Linked DNA regions of Homo sapiens: region 2 is linked to region 1. A link is a contact called in ENCODE Hi-C or POLR2A ChIA-PET data. All regions are on one chromosome and are shown on one strand. Each heading gives the region's core, a stretch centred on a gene start or an enhancer-like site at or near the end of the contact. The rest is flanking DNA. Distances are from core to core; before and after follow the strand shown. Region 1 overlaps CA6 (carbonic anhydrase 6). Region 2 has its middle 9.4 kb from the start of SLC2A5.

Region 1 (5,684 bases), core at 2,380-4,879:
CCTCTTTTAATCAGAATCCCAACAGCTGCCCCAGGGGGAGCAGCGTGTTCCAGACACACATGGTTTCTTAGACAAGGTAGGGTGCGGCTGCAGCGGACAGGCACTTCTGGCTAGGTCAGGCTTCAAGCTAGTTAATATTGAATCTTCCTCTTAGCTTTCCTCAGTTCAATGCTCTTCTTAAGTAGTCAAGAATTTCCTCAATCTTATGTAGGTAAAACTGGAATTCAGAGCCTAGAGTGTATTCTGTAAAAAGAAGAGTTAGTCGGAAATGGTTAAACCTTGTACAGTCCTCACAAAAACAGAGAAGGGGGACGGCCAGACACCATACCCGCATCGTATTTTTGGGAAGTCTTTTGATTCCTTAGAATGCTCTCCACGTGCCCGGTGCATTGCCTTTAGTCATCTTCACTGTGTTTGAACTCAGGCTTCTAAGCTGCCCAGAGCCAAGGGGTGGCGTGTTGAGGTGGGCTGTACTCTTGGATTTTGGCTTCTCCCACGATGCCCCCCGTGGCCCTTGCCTGAGGGGATATAGGCGTTTTCTAGTAAATAAATCGCAAGAGGTCCGTATTTGGCCATCGTCTTGTTTTTGTAACTGACCTTGGTTTCTCAATTCACTCCTTGCAGGTGGGTTAATCATATCAACCCCGCTGGGATACAGTTCTCTACAGAACAGTGAAATACCATGAGTCACGCAGCTGGGTTGACCACAGCCAATCACTGCTACATAGAAATCTGGGCCTGGCCAGGCGCGATGGCTCATGCCTGTAATCCCAGCACTTTGGGAGGCTGAAGTGGGTGGATTGCTTGAGCTCAGGAGTTCGAGACCAGCCTGGGCCACATGGCCAAAGCCCGTCTCTACAAAAAAATACAAAAATTAGCTGGGTGTGGTGGTACATGCTACTCCCAGCTACTTGGGAGGTCGAGGTAGGAGGACTGCTTGAGCCCTGGAGGTCATGGCTGCAGTGAGCCAAGATTGCGCCATTGCACTCCAGTCTGGGCAACAGAGCAAGACTCTGTCAAAAAAAGAAAGAAAGAGAGGAAGAAAGAGAGAGAGAGAGAGAGAGAGGGAGGGAGGGAAAAGAAAGAAAGAAAGAAAGAAAGAAAGAAAGAAAGAAAGAAAGAAAGAAAGAAAGAAAGAAAGAAAGAAAGAAAGAGAGAGAAAGAAAAATCCAGGCCTGAGGGAAGGTGGGCCAAGATGATGCCCAGTTGTCTGTTCTATAATCAGCAAAGGGAGGCCACAATTCGGGTTCCCTGGGGGTAAGGAAGCCCTCTGATGCTGAACTGGGAGTTGAAGTAATCGATCCTAAACAGCGATTCTTAGTGGACCTACAGACAAATCACAGCATGGAATACCTCAGTCTGGGGCCGGTACCTAGAACATCTGACCCCCTCGTGAGGAGATGCTAGAGTGACGCTGTAGTGGAAAAAGCATTTCAGATGTGGCAAATAGAACGATACGCAGTCTGTTAGTGACTATTGCAAGAATAGCGTAAAATTGTTTTAGGGAAAGCAGGGGAAATATGGCAACATTTAGACCTAGGAGACAGGCCGGGCACAGTGACTCACACCTGTAATCCCAGCAATTTGGGAGGCCGGGCAGGCGGATCACCTGAGGTCAGGAGTTCAAGACCAGCCTAACCAACATGGTGAAATCCCATCTCTACTAAAAATACAAAAATTAGCCTGGCGTGGGGGCGCGTGCCTGTAATCCCAGCTACTTGGGAGGCTGAGGCAGGAGAATTGCTTGAATCTGGGAGGCGGAGGTTGCAGTGAGCCCATGAGATTGCACCACTGCACTCCAGCCTGGGCGACAGAGTGAGAGACTCCAAAAGAATTAGGAGACAGACCCATGAGTCTAAGCTCCCTTTGGTCAGCCTGCTTGCAATTGGACCTGTTAAAGACGACATCACTTTCGGACAAAGGGATTCTTGCTGTTAATGTTGTATATGGTATAATATGGGGAAATGATTACTGTAACTGATGTCAGTTTTTTTCTTCTGTTAGTATTGTATTGGAGGAGTGAATTGTATTTCAGGAAACAATATAGAAAACACCTATATCCTCTGTTAATTCAGTAAGTGAACCAGGAAGGAAAGGTGGGGAGAAAATCACAAATAGGCCTTATTCGGGTTGGGGAGGTGGAAATTTAATTTTTTTGTTTGTTTGTTTGTTTTGGTTTTTTGAAACAGAGTCTCTCTCTGTCGCCCAGGCTGGAGTGCAGTGGCGCAATCTCGGCTCACTGCAAGCTCCGCCTCCCGGGTTCATGCCCAGCTACTCAGCCTCCCCAGTCTCAGCCTCCCCAGTAGCTGGGACTACAGGCGCCCGCCACCTCGCCTGGCTAATTTTTTGTATATTTAGTAGAGGCGGGGTTTCACCATGTTAGCCAAGATGGTCTCGATCTCCTGACATCGTGATCTGCCCGCCTCAGCCTCCCAAAGTGCTGGGATTACAGGCGTGAGCCGCCACACCCGGAGGAAATTTAAGTTTTAAAAGGTACATATAAAGATGGGATAAGGCCGAACGAGGTGGCTCGTGCTTATAATCCCAGCACTTTGGGAGGCTGAGGGGGGAGGATTGCTTGTGGCCAGGAGTTTGAGACCAGTCTGAGCAACATAGTAAGAGTCCATCTCTACAAAAACTACAAAAAAAATTAGCTGGGTGTGGTGGTGTGTGCCTGCAGTCTCCGCTACTGGGGAGGCTGAGGTGGGAGGATCACTTGAGCCTGGATGTTTGAGGCTGCAGTGAGCCGTGATTGTGCCACTGAGCTCCAGCCTGGGCAACAGACTGAGACCTTGTCTCAAAAAAGAAAAAAAAAGTGGGATAATATTGAGTACACAATATTGATAGGATACTGATTCTACTGTATTGGAAAATATAAAGGTATCAGGAATGGTTAACAGAATGGGCTGTAAAGACAATGGATTCACCACAACTTTACAGAAAGCAGACAAAATAAAGATGAGGAGGCTGTGAAATATTTACACTCTTGCCAACACAGAAACGAGGTGAGCCAAGGACACGGTTGGAGCCTGATCCAAGGAACTGGAGGATGCAGCGGAGGCTGGCCTGCCCGCACCTGCTTCCAGCACGCTGGGGTCTGGGGCCTGCGCCCCAGGCAGATGCAGGGAACAATATGTGGTCTAGTTAACTCCACTTTGAGAGAATGTATAGGAGGCGTTGGGGGTGGGTTCATAACACAGACTATGATCAAGATGCGCAGGAAATAATCTGGGTGGGGTTAATAAGGTTAACTTGGCCAGGCACGGTGGCTCCCGCCTGTAATCCCAGCACTTTGGGAGGCCGAGGTGGGCAGATCACCTGAGGTCAGGAGTTTGGGACCAGCCTGGCCAATATGGCAAAGCCCCATTTCAGTTAAAAAAAAAAAATTAGCCGGGCGTGGTGGTAGGTGCCTGTAGTCCCAGCTACTGGGGAGGTTGAGGCAGGAGAATTGCTTGAACCCGGGAAGCAGAGGTTGTAGTGAGACGAGATTGCACCACTGCACTCCAGCCTGGGTGACAGAGTGAGACTCTGTCTCAAAAAAAAAAAAAAAAAAGGTTAACTTGAACCTACACTCTTGTGAGAGCTTCCGGATGTTGTGGTCTTCTTGCTTCTCCTGCTCTCTCTAGCCAAGACTAGGTAGGTAATAAATCACGTAGCTGTCGCTTCTGATTGTCTCGTGTGTTCTACTCACTGGCATCCCTGCCTGGACTGGGAAAAAGTCATCACCCTCTGCCCAAGCCCTGTGCAGCTTGGCCCACCTGAGCCTCTTGCTACTGAAATGACTCTCCTTCCCTTATATCACCAGAAGAGATGGGTCCACCTAGAGGAAGGAGCAAAACAGGAGTTAAACTGCAGAGCATGATCAAGAGTCGGTCTCACTCACCCTGATTCGGGAAGTTGGATTCCACCACTCTGTGGTTCAGGGGCTGGGTCCTGCGGTAATCGTTGTGGATGGTCTTGTTGCGGTGATCCAGTAAGGAATTCTCCAGCTTCCAAACCTGGGGGCAACGTGAGTGCATTATGGAGGGGAAGAGTCACTGGGTAATTTAAAAGAAATAACAGTTGGCCCGGCGCAGTGGCTCACGCCTGTAATCCCAGCATTTTGGGAGGCTGGGGCGGGCAGATCACTTGAGCTCAGGAGTTGGAGACCAGCCTGGCCAACATGGTGAAACCTCTTCTCTACTAAAAATTAGCTGATCATGGTTGTGTGCACCTGTAATCCCAGCTACTCAGGAGGCTGAGGCAGGAGAATCGCTTGAACCTGGGAGGCAGAGGCTGCAGTAAGCCAGTATCACGCAACCGCACTCCAGCCTGGGAGACAGAGAGAAACTCTGTCTCAAAAAAAATAAAAAATAAAAAAGAATTAACAACTGGGCTAGAGTTTGGATTTATATAACCCTGATGAAGTGACTGTAAGAAGATCTCAAGTCCAGGGGAGGTTCTGGGTGCTGTGTCTCAGGCATTATTCCAGAACTAATCTATCCGTGCATTCTTCCAACAGGTATCTGCACACAAGCTCTCTTTTCAGCTTTTTATATGAGTATTTGTCCAGTAGTAGAAAGGAGAGAAAGAAGAAGCAGAAATATATCAAGTGGCAAACTCAATTTTTGTTTTTCTGAAAATGTCAGGTTTTTCTCTTTTTTTTTTTTTTTTTTTTTTGAGACCAGAGTCTCGCTCTGTCGCCAGGCTGGAGTGCAGTGACGCGATTGCGGCTCACTGCAACCTCCACCTCCCGGGTTCAAGTTATTCTCTCCTGCCTCAGCCTCCTGACTAGCTGGGACTACAGGCACCCACCCACACACCCAGATAATTTTTATATTTTTAGTAGAGATGGGGTTTCACCATGTGGGCCAGGCTGGTCTCAAACTCCTCAGGCCATTCGCCCACTCAGCCTCCCATAGTGCTGGAATTACAGGTATGAACCACCTCACCTGACCTGAAAATGTCTGTATTTTGTCTATATCCTTGAAAGGCATCTTTGCTGCACATACAATTCTATATTGGCTATTTTTTTTCCCTCGGCACTTTGAAATTATGTTTCCACTCCCTTCTGACTTTCACTGTGGCTGTTAAATCAACTCTCTGTCTAATAATACTCTTTTCATGATAATCTGTCTTTTCTTTCTGGCTAATTTTTAAATAGTTTCTTTGTCTTTGATGATTTCAATGTGATGCGTTTACTGCAGGATGTTGTGTATACACACACACACATATCTACACACCCAGAGAGAGAGAGAGACAGAGAGAGAAACTAATTGGCATTCTTGAATATATGACTTGGTATCTCTTCCTGAAAATTGTCAGCCAATATTTTGTCAAATCATGCCTCTTCCCTACTCTGCCTCTCTTCTCCTTCTAGGATTTTGATTAGACATTTACTAGACCTTTCCAGTACACAATGTCTCTTCACTTCTTTTCATAGTTCCATCTCCTTTTCTCTGTGCTGCATTCTAGATAATGTTATTGGCTGTCTCCAATTTACTAATTCTCTCTCAAACTGTATCTAACATGCGTTAAACCCATTCATTGGGTTTTTGTTTTTGTTTTTTTGAGATGGAGTCTTGCCCTGTTGCCCAGGCTGGAGTGCAATGGCATGATCTCAGCTCACTGCAACATCCGCCTCCTGGGTTCAAGCGATTCTCCTGCCTCAGCCTCCTGAGTGGCTGGGATTATAGGTTCACACC
Region 2 (5,684 bases), core at 1,554-4,053, 110 kb before region 1:
AAGTGCTGGAATTATAGATGTGAGCCACCTCACCTGACCACCAACACTAGTTAATTTCCCTTTTTTTTTAAGTATGATAGCCATCCTAATGTGTGAAGTGATACCTCATTTTGTTTTTGATTTGCATTTCTCTAGTGAGTAATGATGCCAAGTATCTTTTCATGTGCTTCTTGGTCATTTGCATATCTTCTTTGGAGAAAATAATCTATTCAAGTGTTTTGCGCATTTTGAATTTGGTTGTTTGTCTTTTGTTGTTGAGTTGTAAGAGTTCTTTATATATTCTGGATACCAGACCCTTATAAGATATACGATTTGCAAAAATTTTTCTTCTAGTCTCTTGTCTTTTTACTTTTTTTTTTTTTTTTTTTTTAAGAGAAGGAGTCTACCTCCATTGCCCAGGCTGGACTTGAACTCCTGATCTCTCCTGCCTCAGCTTCCCAAGTCGCTGGGAATATAGGCACATGCCACTGTACCCAGCTCATCTTTTTACTTTCTTGATAATGTCTTTTGAGGCACAAAAGTGTGGGTTTTGTTTTGGTCGTGTTTTTTTTTTTTGGGGTTTTTTTTTTTTTTTTTTCTGAAACAAGGTCTCATGCTGTTTCCCGGCCTGGAGTGCAGTGGTATGATCACAGCTCACTCCAGCCCTGACCAGTCAGGCTCAAGTGATCCTCCCACCTCAGCCTCTTGAGTAGCTGGGAACAAGGGCATGTGCCACCACCCTCAGCTAATTTTTTTTGTTTGTTTATTTGTTTTTAGTATTTTTTGTAGAGATGATGTTTCACCACATTGTCCAGGCCAGTCTTAACTCCTGAGCTCGAGTGATTTGCCTACCTCAGCCTCTGAGGTGCTGAGTTTGCAGGCGTGAGCAACCTCACCCACCACTTTTTCATTTTGATGAGGTTATTGGCAACCTGAAATAATTGAAAGGATCAGAATCCAGTTTAAAGGAGTTTATTCAAGGCCAGGCGGAGTGACTCACACCTATCGCCCCAGGCGAGAGGGATTAAAGGTCCCATAAGCACATTCCTTTAAGACTCAAAATAATTCCAGTTTCCAACAGCTTTGATTTTGAATTATTTGTTTTCACATTATATATAAGCTGGCTCCTGCACATCACTGGATATTATTTATGGCCTGCCTGGTCTCATTTTCTGTGGTCAAAGAGAGTGGTCTCATTAGGAAAGAACTTGAATAGACATTTCTCCAAAGATGTACAGACGGCCAACACGAATGTGAAAAGATGCTCAACGTCACTCATCATTAGGGAAATGCAAATCAAAACCACAATGAGAGCTCACCTCACACCTGTTAGGATGGCTACTACCAAAAACAACGATAACAGCAACCACAGCCCAGAAAATAACAAGTGCTGGTGAGGATGTGGAGAAATTGAAACTCTTATATACTGTTGGTGAGAACGTAAAATGGCGTAGCTACTGTGGAAAACAGAACGGTAATTCCTAAAAAAAATTAAAAATAGAATTATCATGTGATCCAGTGATCCCACTTCTGGGTATATATCCAAAATAATTGAAAACGGGGGCTCAGCGAGATACTTGTACACCCATGCGCATAGCTGCATTTCTCACAATTGCCAAAGGTATTAATAGAAGCAACCCAAGTAACCTGACAGATAAATGGGTAAACCAGATGTGGTGTGTGCACAGTGGAGTATGATCCAGCCTCAGAGAGCAAGGCAATCTTGTTCCATGTTACAGCATGAAGGACTCATGAAGACATGCTCTAAGTCTTCGGAAATCAGTTACAAAAAAGCAAATACTGCATGATCCTACTTACATGAGGTATTGTGAGTGCCCAAATTCGTAGAAGCAGAAAAGTAGAATGGTGGTTGCCAGGGACTTTGGGGAGGGAAAATGGGGAGTAGTTGTTTAATGGGGACGGAGTTTCAGTTTTGCAAGATGAAAAGGTTCTGGAGATCTGTTTCATAACAATGTGAATATACTTACCACAACTCAACTGGTACATTTATTTAAAAATGTACAGTTAAAATGATAAGTTTTATGTTATGATGTTTTTAAAAAGAGGGATATCGGCTGGGCGTGGTGGCTCACGCCTGTAATCCCAGCACTTTGGGAGGCCAAGGTGGGCAGATCACCTGAGGTCGGGAGTTTGAGATCAGCCTGGCCAACATGGTGAAACCCCGTCTCTACTAAAAATTCAAAAAATTAGCTAAGCATGGTGGCTCACGTCTGTAATCCCAGCTATTTGGGAGGCTGAGGCAGGAGAATCACTTGAGCCTAGGAGGCAAATGTTGCAGGGAGCCAAGATCACGCCACTGTACTCCAGCCTGGGTGACAGAATGAGACTCTGTCTCAACAAAATAAAGAAATAAATCAAAAATAAAAAGAGGAGTGTCTATCCAGGGTAATGTGTAACCGACAGAAGCCCCTTGGGTCCTGAAGAGCCTCTGCTGCTCCGGCTTTCACGTCTTCTGCCTGTGCTTCTCCAGGAGCACGCCCTTCCTGTGCACGTGCACTCTCTGATAGGCGAGGTCAAATTCTGTTCTTGGTGAGAAAACACATAGGCACCTTGTCATGTCTCTGAAGTTTACACCCCAGGCATATCAGAGCGTGATCAACAATCTCTCTGCCTCGGGGACATCTAGTAGGAGCTTGGAAGGGAGCTCAAGTGAGGACAGAATACAGAACTGGCTCCTGAAGGAAGATAAACTTGGAAGGCGCACGTTTTCTGGACCCTCCCTGCAGACTTGGGTTCCGGCGGCCAGGTGGCATGCCCAAGGTGGGGTGTGGCTTTTCACAGAAGAGGAAGAGGGAGACACCGCGCGTGGGCACTGGGGTTGGGAGGTCCTGTGTCAACCGACTGGATGCACTCCTCTCCCTTCCCCAGACGAGATACACTGCCTGTGCCAAAAGCAAAGCAAGGGCACTGTGGGGTGGTCAGGTCCACTCTGAATCTGTTAATGATTCCTTCCTTATCTAAATCTGGAATGTGGGAAAAGAAAAACAGCTGAGCAGTGTGAGCCCTGTGAGGTTCGCAAAATTTATTAGGCCCAGAGAGACGTGAGTGGGAACTTGAGTCACTTCCCCACCCATGTCCAGGGCAGCTATTTGACGACACTTTGTTCCTGATAGCTGCCTCACCCATTTTCTTCAGGGTTTTGGAATTCATGGTACAAAGAACAATGTAGTGTGGATCTACAGTTTACATGGTTTTGATGTAAATTCTTGGTAAAGAACTGTCTCTTCTTTAAATGAAATGTTTTTCAATAGTTTTTGGGGATACAAGTGGTTCTTGGTTACATGGATAAATTCGTTAGTGGTAATTTCTGGGATTTGGGTGCACCCATCACCCAAGCGCTGTACACTGTACCCAATACAAAGTCTTCTCTCCCTTTCCCGCCTCCTGTCAGAGGCATTGGAACCAGAGCGACTCCATCTTGAATAGGGACCGAGTAAAGTGAGGCTGAGACCTACTGGGCTGCATTCCCAGGAGGTTTAGGCATTCTTAGTCACAGGATGAAATAAGAAGTCAGCACAAGGTCACAAAAACCTTGCTGATGAAAGGATGTGGTAAAGAAGCCACAAAAACCCACCGAAACCAAGATGGTGATGGAAGTGACCTCTGGTTGTCCTCACTGTCATTATATGCTAATTATAATACATTAGCATGCTAAGAGACATTCCCACCAGTGCCATGACAATTTACAAATGCCATGGCAACCTCAGGAAGTTACCCTATATGGCCTAAAAGCGGGAGGAGCCCTCAGCTCCGGGGAACTGTCCACCCCTTTCCCAGAAAACTAGTGGATAATCCTCCCCTTGTTTAGCAAAGAACAAGAACTAATTATAAATATAATCAGTTGAGCAGCCCAGGCCACTGCTCTGCCTGTGGAGTAGCCTTTTTTTTATTTCTTTACTTTCTTAATAAACTTGCTTTCACCTTACTCTATGGACTCACCCTGAATTCTTTCTCACACAAAGTCCAAGAACCTTCTCTTGGGGTCTGGATCAGGACCAACACTCCCATTGCCCCTCCCTCCCTCCTGTCCTTCCTTCCTTCCTTCCTTCTTCCCCTTCTTTCCCTCCCTCCCTCCCTCTCTCCCTCCCTCCCTCTCTCCCTGTTTCACCCTTGTTGCCCAGGCTGGAGTGCAATGGAATGATCTCGGCTCACTGCAACCAGGTTCAAATGATTCTCCCGCCTCAGCCTCCCGAGTAGCTGGAATTACAGGTGCCTGCCACCAAGCCCAGCTAATTTTTTTCTTTTTTTTTTTGTATTTTTAGTGGAGATGGGGTTTCACTATGTTGGCCAGGCTGGTCTTGAACTCCTGACCTCAGGCGATCCACCTGCCTCAGCCTCCCAAAGTGCTGGGATTACAGGCGTGAGCCACTGCGTCCAGACTTTTCTGGGGGTTTTTTTTTTGTTTTTTTGTGTTCTTTTTTTTTTGCTTTTTTTTTTTTTGAGACAGGTTTTGACTCTGTTGCCCAGGCAGGAGTGCAGTGGCGCTATCTCAGTTCACTGCAACCTCCACCTCCCAGGCTCAAGCAATCCTTCCACTCTAGCCTCCCAAGTGGCTGGGACTACAGGCATGCAGCACCATGCCTGGCTAATTTTTGTATTTTTGTAGAGACGGTATCTTACCATTTTGGCCAGACTAGTCTTGAACTCCTGAGCTCAAGCGATCTGCCTGCCTCAGCCTCCCAAAGTGCTGGGATTATAGGCATGGGCCACCATGTCCAGCCTTCCTTTTTTCTTTTAAAAACCCACTTGTAAGGCTTGGCATGGTGGCTCATGCCTATAATCCCAGCACTTTGGGAGGCTGAGGCGAGCGGATCACGAGGTCAGGAGTTCGAGACCAGCCTGGCCAACATGGTGAAACCCTATCTCTACTAAAAATACAAAATTAGCCATGCGTGGTGGCAGGCGCCTGTAATCCCAGCTACTAGGGAGGCTGAGGCAGAAGAATCGCTTGAACCCGGGAGACGGAGGTTGCAGTGAGCCGAGATCACGCCACTGCATTCCAGTCTGGGCAACAAGAGTGAGACTGCATCTCAAAAAAAAAAACAAAAAAAACACCACACTTGTAACTATTGCTGATAGGAACATAAATTCAGGGCAACTTGAATCTATGCTCCTGGGTTGCAGTCCTCAAACTTGGCCCAAATAAACTCTCTACTTGTATGGATTTCACCTCAGTTTTTTCCTTTAGATTAATAAATGGGTGTGGCCAAGAGCCATTTCCTCTCCCCATCAATCAAGCAAGCCAAATATAGACACCACCTTGATAGCAACCCCGTTTTGTGCATCAAAGGCACATATAGGCATTTCTGCTATCATGTGATATACCTGTTCCTAAAGAACATGACATTCTGCCAAGTGGCACATCAAAATAACAGGGCTTAAGGGGAGAAATGACTGGCAAGGACCACTTGAATCCTATGCGGTTTTACAATCTGAACACAAACAAGTATAAATGCAGTCTTGATAAGCACAGCAGCTAGGGCAGATCTCCATCGCCTGGGGGAACTTCTGCTTTCTCTTCTCAGATTAGGGTCTTTGGGCCTTTCACTCCTAGTAGAGCTGTTTCATCAAAATTGAAAATCCGGCCAGGTGCAGTGGCTCACGCCTGTAATCCCAGCACTTTGGGAGGCCGAGGCGGTCAGATCATTTGAGGTCAGGAGTTCTAGAACAGCCTGGCCAACATG

The links. A loop is a pair of places that touch in the nucleus more often than their neighbours do. ChIA-PET counts read pairs that join two places held with the same protein, here RNA polymerase II (POLR2A). Pooled maps may share reads with other maps.
Region 2: a pooled map shows a loop between it and region 1 (1.8-fold over the local background). The contact joins two enhancer-like sites. A Hi-C loop is called at or near these places in 1 of 50 pooled maps. POLR2A ChIA-PET finds 5 or more read pairs at or near these places in 4 of 52 experiments (BJ, H1, MCF 10A and 1 more).

The regions. Positions count from the first base shown.
Region 1 is chr1:8,969,181-8,974,864 of GRCh38, reverse strand. CA6 (carbonic anhydrase 6) reads right to left here. Exons shown (of 8, transcript NM_001215.4): 7 at 3,884-3,998; 8 at 1-243. The coding sequence ends at 161. Among named protein-coding and RNA genes, the nearest start is that of CA6, 26 kb to the right of the region's middle. Within about 2 kb of position 3,629, at least 3 of the 41 ENCODE cell types and tissues checked have a DNase peak (open chromatin) inside an H3K27ac peak, as active enhancers do.
Region 2 is chr1:9,076,155-9,081,838 of GRCh38, reverse strand. It overlaps a transcript of SLC2A5 not described here. Among named protein-coding and RNA genes, the nearest start is that of SLC2A5, 9.4 kb to the right of the region's middle. RefSeq lists an enhancer at 5,458-5,547. Within about 2 kb of position 2,803, at least 6 of the 41 ENCODE cell types and tissues checked have a DNase peak (open chromatin) inside an H3K27ac peak, as active enhancers do.